3 separate regions of the Homo sapiens genome follow, and all the other regions are linked to region 1. Evidence: chromatin contacts called from ENCODE Hi-C or POLR2A ChIA-PET data. All regions are on one chromosome and are shown on one strand. The core of a region is the stretch at or near the end of the contact, and the rest is flanking DNA. Distances in the headings are between cores, read along the strand shown.

What was found. A loop is a pair of places that touch in the nucleus more often than their neighbours do. ChIA-PET counts read pairs that join two places held with the same protein, here RNA polymerase II (POLR2A). Pooled maps may share reads with other maps.
Region 2: a pooled map shows a loop between it and region 1 (2.9-fold over the local background). The contact joins the promoter of PER2 here to the promoter of ERFE in region 1. A Hi-C loop is called at or near these places in 1 of 168 maps with a recorded cell type or tissue (ascending aorta) and 2 of 50 pooled maps. POLR2A ChIA-PET finds 5 or more read pairs at or near these places in 2 of 52 experiments (PC-9 and T-cell).
Region 3: a map of chondrocyte shows a loop between it and region 1 (2.5-fold over the local background). The contact joins the enhancer-like site here to the promoter of ERFE in region 1. A Hi-C loop is called at or near these places in 3 of 168 maps with a recorded cell type or tissue (chondrocyte and psoas muscle) and 2 of 50 pooled maps.

The regions. Positions count from the first base shown.
Region 1 is chr2:238,157,554-238,160,253 of GRCh38, forward strand. It overlaps ERFE (erythroferrone), which reads left to right and starts at 1,417. Exons shown (of 8, transcript NM_001291832.2): 1 at 1,417-1,652. The coding sequence starts at 1,455. RefSeq lists a silencer at 1,395-1,464.
Region 2 is chr2:238,287,310-238,290,053 of GRCh38, forward strand. It overlaps PER2 (period circadian regulator 2), which reads right to left and starts at 1,301. Exons shown (of 23, transcript NM_022817.3): 1 at 1,040-1,301. It overlaps LOC112268433 (a long non-coding RNA gene), which reads left to right and starts at 560. Exons shown (of 3, transcript XR_002959458.2): 1 at 560-588. RefSeq lists enhancers at 239-761, 846-1,740 and silencers at 1,289-1,438, 1,779-2,048.
Region 3 is chr2:237,904,084-237,906,783 of GRCh38, forward strand. All of the region lies in intron 2 of RAMP1 (receptor activity modifying protein 1), which reads left to right. Among named protein-coding and RNA genes, the nearest start is that of RAMP1, 46 kb to the left of the region's middle. Within about 2 kb of position 1,393, at least 19 of the 41 ENCODE cell types and tissues checked have a DNase peak (open chromatin) inside an H3K27ac peak, as active enhancers do; they include psoas muscle, where a contact is called at or near this core.

The DNA of each region.
Region 1 (2,700 bases), core at 167-2,666:
ATATCCTATGGGAAAAGGGGTGGAATCACAGGGAATAATTACCTTCTGATCCCATGCTTTTCCTAAAGTATGAAGTATTTCCTGGTTTCCCCACCTGCCAGGCATGAGGCCAGCCAGGTGGAACATCGCATGAGTGGCCAGAAAAGGCAGGCGACAAAGGCCAGCTTGCATCTGAGGACGGAACTTGGCCCATCCCCAAGCCTGGGGGGCACCACCTGCGGCTGCTGGTGCCCCTTTCAGTCCCTGCTGCCACATCCTGTGAACCAGGACAGGGTAAGGCCTCCTTTCCCCAGCGGGCTCTTCTCAAAAGAGTTCCCCGGGAACAGCAGCCCTCGGTGTGAGTGTAAGGTACTTTTCCAGCGGAGCCTTCTCCCGTTCTTTAACAAAAAGCACTGTGTACCCACCAGGGGCAGGTGCCTCGGGGGTGGGGCAAGCGAGCCAAGTGTGCGACCCTCCTCGGCTTAGCGTCCAGTGGTGGGGCAGATAGTCAAAAGGGCATGCGATATAACAAAGCCAGGGGTAGGGTGGGGCTGGGGCTGGCTCTTTCCTGGTAGGGCCGCCCAGAGGCCTCTCTGCCACCTTCTCCGAGGCCTGCAGGGTCTGGTCCACCTCTGGGGGCACTGATTCCGGTGGGCGGTGGGCAGCCTGGCTTCCGGTCTGGTCTGCCCCCACACCCCCGCTAGGGCACGATAGGGGTCAGTTCTCCCAGCCCAGGCCCCGCTCAGCCCCACCAGGGCAGGGCGGCTGTCCTGAGTTGTTTCTTGGCTCCCTGCGTCTTCTGGGTCCCGGCAGGTGCGACAGGTGGGGAAGAACAGTGAATCCCTGCGCTCAGAGCACGCCAGCCATGGACGGAGGGCGGCCTGGAAAGGGGAGTTCCCGCCTGGGAAAGGGGCGCTGAGAAGGGGCCCTGAGGGTCTCCCGGCTCAGATTTGCTCCACCTGTGTCATAGAGGCCTGGGCCTTGCGGGGCGCAGCCAGGAGAATGGGGAGGGGGTACCTCGGGGGTCCCTGCAGAGGACGTGGGGGACAGAGCGGGGAGAAAGGATGCCTCGAGCCGTCTGGGAGGAGGCAGCGCCTGGCTCCCCGCAAAGAAAATGGGGTCGCGAGGGCCGAGGGTCCAGGGCTGGGAGAAGGGGCGCCTCGCTCCCCAGGAAGCAGAAGCGCTGGACAGCGCGAAGGAGGGATCCCAGAACCAGGAGTTGCAGGGGGGACGCGCCCAGCAGGGGAACACCCCTCGCTCTCCCTGCCCTGCCCCGCTCCCCGTGCCCCCTCCCCCACTCCCCCTCCCCCGCCCGGACACTCCCCCCATCCCCATGCAGCGCGCACGGGAGCCGGGAGGGGGCGCGGGCGGGCGCGCGGTCTCGGGCGAGGCGGGGGATTCAAGCGCGTTATAAGGCGAGGAGCCCGGGGCGTCCGAGACGCCGCGCTCGGAGCCGCGAGGGAACCGCCGCCCGCATGGCCCCGGCCCGCCGCCCCGCCGGAGCCCGCCTGCTGCTCGTCTACGCGGGCCTGCTGGCCGCCGCCGCCGCGGGCCTGGGGTCCCCGGAGCCTGGGGCGCCCTCGAGGAGCCGCGCCCGCAGGGAGCCGCCGCCCGGGAACGAGCTGCCCCGGGGCCCCGGGGAGAGCCGCGCGGGGCCGGCCGCTCGTCCGCCGGTAAGACGCCCGGGCCCGCTCCAGACCCAGCCCGCGCCCGCACGCCCCGGCTCGGGGCGGCGGGAGGCGGACGTGGAGGCCGAGCCCGCCCTCACCCCCGAGGGCTGCTGCATCGCCTGGCACCGGGGCTCCGGGGCTCCGCAGAGACTCAGGGCCGTGTAGACGCCGCCCTCAGCCCGGCGGGGCAGCCTTGACTTTGGCTTTGGGGTAGTTTGACTTAAAGCAAGGTTCTACTAGGTCGGCGAAACCCCCCTTTTCTTTTGGGACAGAAGGAAGTTGGGAAATAGATAAAGTGTAAATAACTTGATTTGAGGAAATTGGGAAGAACGCATTTGTAAAAAGTGTAAGCGAATTACTGCCACCGCCCCCAATCTATTTGGTGCAATTATCTGGAAAACAAAAAGTGTTTTCCTGCGGATCTGGGGTCGGGGGGCTGTGCAGGGTGGGGAATGACATGTGGCTTTGAGTCAAGTGATCAGGTGGCTTTTGGCCGTGAGTGGGTGATCTTGAGCTCTGCCCTGCCCCCTCCTCTCCAGGGTTTTGGAGCCTGGACTGCTGAGCAGAGGGTGGTCCGGTTGGGGAGGTGTGGCCCAGGCCTGAGGAGGGGAGAACTTCAGAGGAGCCCTCAGTGTGGCCGGGCCTTGGGTCAGGGAGACAGGGCTGCCCCAGGGAAGCCGGGGTGGGCGGCCGGTGCTGTTTATTCTGAAGATGCTCAGGGGCAGTAGAGGGGAGAGCCAGGAACGCATCTACTAGAGAGGACAGGGGTGCAGCCAGGCCTGGGGTCCCCCAGAGTTCTCTATCCCGGCCCCATCACACCCAGCCACTTCCCAGGGACTGAAGGCACCCCCTCCCCGTGCAGTTGGCCAAACCACCCAGGTGGGCACAGCAGCCAAATGTCAGGGCACTGTCAGCAGGAGGCAGACGGGGCTCAGGGGCTTCCAGGTGGAGTTTTGGCCTTGGACCCTGTTTGTGGGGGACACAGTGACACCAGAGGTCCTCCCAGGCTCCAAGGCTTGTTTCTGAGAGACCCCTTGTGGCTGGAACCAGG
Region 2 (2,744 bases), core at 51-2,550, 130 kb after region 1:
CACAAAAATCAATTCACCTTGTATTTTAAAACTCAATTTCCAAATAAAGCCTTCAGGTAGAGTCCTGTTTTCTTCTCAGGCACACCCAGCCTGGGACCAGAAGCCCCAGGTGGGGGTAGAGGGTGGGCCAAGAAGTCTAGCAGTCCTGCTGTGCCATATACAGGTGAGAGGCGTCCATGTGGGGCTTTAGCCACCGTGTGGGGTTCTTAACACATTTCCCGGACTTAAGGCCCTTCCTCCCAAATTCCAGCCCACCCAGGATTCAGCACGCAAGTGGAGGCCATCACTGAACCTCTGAAGCTCATCCTGCCCCAGGACGATGGGAAGATCCTGCAGACAGCCTGGGCCTGGGCCTCAGTTTGCTCATCTGTCAGGCTGAGGGGTTACTCTGGGTGATTTTCAGGGTGCCTTCTGGCTCTGTTGTTCTGTATGAATCAGCTTTCCAAACGGGTTCCTTCTGTGTAGGTTACAGAAACCCTGGCAACCAACTCGTCATCCCTTACCCTGGCCTTCCTGAAGGGGGAAGCAGGCCACCTCCCACCCCCTGGTCTATGTCTGGGACTTGGCAGCCAAAGTACATCCCAGAAGGTAGGCGCGACTGCTGCACCAAAGAGTGGACACCCCCATTCCCTTCTATCCAGTCCGGGGAAAGGGAATTAATACAGGGTGGTCCAGGGGAGGCAAAGGGGCGAACATTAGAGGGTCTCCCCGCCCTCAGGTTCCCAGGCCTGGCTTGGCACCGGGACTTCCTTGTCCCTCTGATCACCCATTCCAGGAGACCCGTGGGTGTCCAGGAAAAGCTCCTAGATCAGCGCCCCTCCATGGCCCTTCCCCAGCCCAGGACTTAGCCCTGTGGCCTCAGAAGAGGCAGTCAGCTCCCCGAGGGTCCTCCAGATCCCAGGGCCGGCTGCGCTGACCCTTGGTTTCCTTGGCCTTCCCCATGCGAGGGGAGGGAGGGTTCCCAAAAGAGAATCGCCCACGGAACCGCAGCCCGCGCGCAGTCACTCGGTAGCTCGGTGCCCTACACACGCTGCCTCACCTTTCGGACCTCAGGCTCCTGAGCTGCGAAGCGGGGGTTCGAGTCCCCAACCCTCGGTGTCACCGCAGTTCAAACGAGCGCACCCTGCGCGCGGCTCGACCACTCTCCACCTGGGACAGGGCCAAGGGCACACGCCCCCACGCCGGCGCCGTTTCAAGCCGAGGAGTCCAGCAGCCCAAGGAACTTCCGGCGGCGCCTCCGCTGCCCGAGCCGGCGCTGGGACCCCGACCTGCCCGAGGCCCGCGCGCCGGCGGCGGTTACGTAAGCCGCAGCGGGGCCGCGCCGCGCCACTTACCGCCGGCCGCGCCCGCGTCAGCCCGTCCGCCGGTCCCTCCGCCGACTCGCGGCTCTGTCCGCCCGGCCCCGCGCCCGCCGCCGCCGCCCACAGCTGCACGTATCCCCTCAGCGCCGCCGCCTCCGCCGCGGCCGAGTCGCCGCTGTCACATAGTGGAAAACGTGACCGCGCGCGCCGCGCCCGCCCCCGGCCTCCGCCATTGGCCGCGACTCCGTCTCATCTGCATACATGAGGGGCGGGGCCTACGAACGCCGCGCGCCCATTGGTGGCCGCGCCCGTCGCTCTTTTTACATAAGACGCACATGGAACTCCATGTTCACCTCGTCGGTTCCTCAATGGAGACGCGGCGCGTTCGTGCTACCCGTCGTCCTCCCTAGTGGTCTCATCCACTTCCGGCGTCGGCGCCTTCCATTCACTACGCCCTCAAGCCCGCCAGCTCGGGGAGCGCGGAGTGGCGCGTACCATTGCGGGCGGGGGAGCTGGGCGCGGGGCTCCTGCGCACCTCCGGCCGGCCTGGCAGACCCGGCGCGCCGAAGCCGGACGAGGGAGACCTCCACCTCCGGCCACCGGCCAGAGGCGCGCCCCCAGCGGCCAGGGCCGCGGGAAAGTCCGCGCGGCATGCTTCATTCACGCATTCACATTCATTCATTTACTCATTCACTCACTCATTCATCGCGGGGCCCCGGAGCAGCCCAGGAGAAGGTGGCAGCACCGCCCTGCAGCAGCTCCGGGGGCACGCCCACCCGGGCCTCTGAGGTGCCTGTGGTCGACACTTGTCCCGGCAGCTACCAAGTGACCTTTCTTATTTTTGAGACCACGTGTTGCAATTTTTGGTTCAGGAAATAGAGTCATTGTTACTCTGGGGAGGTACAAAAGAAAGAAATGATGTTGTCCCTGCCCCCAAGCGCATCACTAGGGAGAAAGGACTATCTCATAAAAAGGAAACTTAATCAAATGCTAAATTGGGCGATGTGGGCTATAAATTAACCAGAGCTATCCCCACAGGCTCCGTGAGAAAGGCAGCACTTCCAAGGCGGGTAAGATGGGCCCTGAGAAAGGGACGCCTTACAACGGTGCAAGCCGTAGAGACGCAGGAGCCAGGGGTAGGAGGTTGTCCTGGGAGACAGCGCGGGACCCTGCATCACCTTGTTTCGGTAAGCATTGTGTGGGGCATGTGGAGCCTCTAAACTTCCATTTAAAGTGTCAGGAGAAAGAGTACAATTTCCCCGGGTCTGGGTAGAAGCCTGAGACTTACAGGACAGGAAGGAGCTTTCAGGCTCCCACGCAGCAGGCTCTGAATGTGTAGGCTCTCATGGGGAAGGCGAGACTGTCCAAGAAGCTGGAGCCCGCAGCATCTCTCTTTACTCTTCTTGTTCTTCTTTACCTGGACTCACCTGGGGACCAGGGATG
Region 3 (2,700 bases), core at 143-2,642, 250 kb before region 1:
TTCATTTCACATGCTTAGTAGTCATTTGTATTTCTAGAAGAAATATTGGGCCGGGCTCAGTGGCTCACGCCTGTAATCCCAGCACTTTGGGAGTCTGAGGCGGGCGGATCACGAGGTCGGGAGATCAAGACCATCCTGGCTAACACGGTGAAACCCCGTCTCTACTAAAAATACAAAAAAAAAAAATAGCCAGGGCGTGGTGGCGGGCACCTGTAGTCCCAGCTACTCGGGAGGCTGAGGCAGGAGAATGGCATGAACCCAGGAAGTGGGGCTTGCAGTGAGCTGAGATCATGCCACTGGACTCCATCCTGGGCAACAGAGCAAGACTCTGTCTCAAAAATAGAATAAAAATCAAAATAAATAAATAAATGAAAGTTAGCCAGGTGTGGTGGTGCACGCCTGTAATCCCAGCTATTCTGGAGGGTGAGGCAAGAGGATCACCTGAGCCCGGGAGGCAGAGGTTGCAGTGAGCCAAGATCGTGCCACTGCACTCCAGCCCGAGCAACAGAGCAAAACGCTGTCTAAAATAATAAATAAATTTTAAAAAGCGAATATAAAGCCAAAAGTGCTTTCCCCTCAGATTTTCTGACAATTTAGACACACATTGCCTGGTCACCTTTTGCTTAAGTATAAACTCAAAAAGGACAAGAAATGTATACGTCATGAGCCAGTCAAGTGAGGACCTGTATCTTTATCTTAATAGGAGACTAAGACTTGAACAAGCGAATGAGGTCTCCAGGATCACTCTGGGTAAGAGGTGGAGCTGGGATTTGAACCCAGGTCTATGGGTGACAGGGCCCAGGCTCAGATATTTCATATTAGGGCCAGCCGGGGGTAGCTGGGGGACAACTGCAACCCAGGGTGTCCCCAGAGTAGATGACTCACCTGTGAGCATCAGTGATCACACTTTCTTACCAGCAAGTAACCATGAACAGTGGTGTCGGGCCTTGACTTGGGACCCAGATATGCTGGAAACTCCCACCATAGGATTCAGGAACATTCCAAGCAAAGTTTGCTTCGAGCCCCAGAATAGAAGGTCCTAGCCAAAAAAGGATAATTACTCAGTGACACGAGAACTGAAACTTTAGGGAGTTAAAGCCAGGGTGTATTTTTCATGACTATTTTGGGTCCTTCAGTCCGTTCTGTGTTCTTTTGGGCAGAAGAATGTCTGTACTCTGAGGGGAATTCTTTTATCACATCCTCACTGACGGAGCTCACAACATTTATTGAAAGTTTCAGCTGTCACTTCTGTATAAATAAACAGGATGAAGTGGGCAGCCGACTGCACATTAGAGATATTTTTAGACGTGGGTGGCACTGCAATCCAGAAGGCTGACATATCAAGGAGAGAGTGCCTGATCCCAGAATAGCCCACCCACACACGGCCCTATCTGCCTCAGCGTGGCCTCGGCGTGGGTTCTGTGGTGGCGTGGCTTCCTGCATCCGCTCCTTCCTGTTCTGTTTGGCCAGTGCAGAGATGGCAATAGCTCCTCCTAAAAATGCCACAGCTCCGCTCCTCAGAGGACAGGGGTCAGTGTTCAGGATCATGTGTCACTGGATCTGCAGAACACCAAAAACTAAACTGCCTGCGGGTTTGGTGGGTCTGAGATATGGGAGAGGATCATCATTCAAAGCAGGCTTCATTGGTCAGATGCAGTGGCTCACGCCTGTAATCCCAGCACTTTGGGAAGCCAAGGAGGGTAGATCACCTGAGGTCAGGAGTTCGAGACCAGCCTGGCCAACATAGTGAAACCCCATCTCTACTAAAAATACAAAAATTAGCCAGGCATGGTGGACCATGTCTGTAGTCCCAGCTACTTAGGAGGCTGAGGCAGGAGAATCGCTTGAACCTGGGAAGCGGAGGTTGCAGTGAGCTGAGATTGTACCACTGCACTCCAGCCTGGGCAACAGAGCAAGACTCTGTCTCAAAAAAAAAAAAAAAAAAAAGGCAGCATTCTCACTGTTTAGCCCTGTAGTTGAGAAGGCTGGACTTGGTTTTCAGCAACAATAACACGTCTAACATTTACCATGGACCGGCCACATAACGTGCACTCATTCGTTTTTCCCCCACGATGAGACTCAAACCGTCACGACTTCATGTGGCTTTTTCCACTTCTGTTTTCTTCTTGAAACATGAGTCCTTGTTCACCTGGAGAGACCACACACCCCAATGCCTACAGGCACGGCACACTCTCTGCTGCCTCTCCCTCCTCATGCCTCATCTACTAGGCCTCTTGGATGGGCTAAGGGAGGCCCTGCACACTCAGGGCAGTGACCTAGAGGGCAGCCAGGAAGGAAAAACAGTGACCGTACGATAGGGGCGGGGGTAGAGGGGTGCTGGGATGCCGGAGAGGCCCCTACTTTTTCTGTATAGCCTCTTAAAGCCCCCAGGGGTCTCCTCACATTTAATTTATGGCCTCTGATCCATTTACTCACTTTCTAGATTAAATATAAGGAAAAGTACCCTTCTATTGTCTTCATTTTCACTGTTTTTGGAGCCCTTCATCTATTTATGTGGATCTCAAACTCTTTCTTATCACTGAAGAACTTTCTTTGACATTTCTTGTAGCACAGGTCTGCTGGCAATGAATTCTCTCAGCTGCTTTTTTCTCAAAAGGTTCTTATATCAACCTCTTTTTTTTTTTTTTTTTTTTTTTTAAAGACAGTCTTGCTCTGTCACCCAGGCTGGAGTGCAATGGC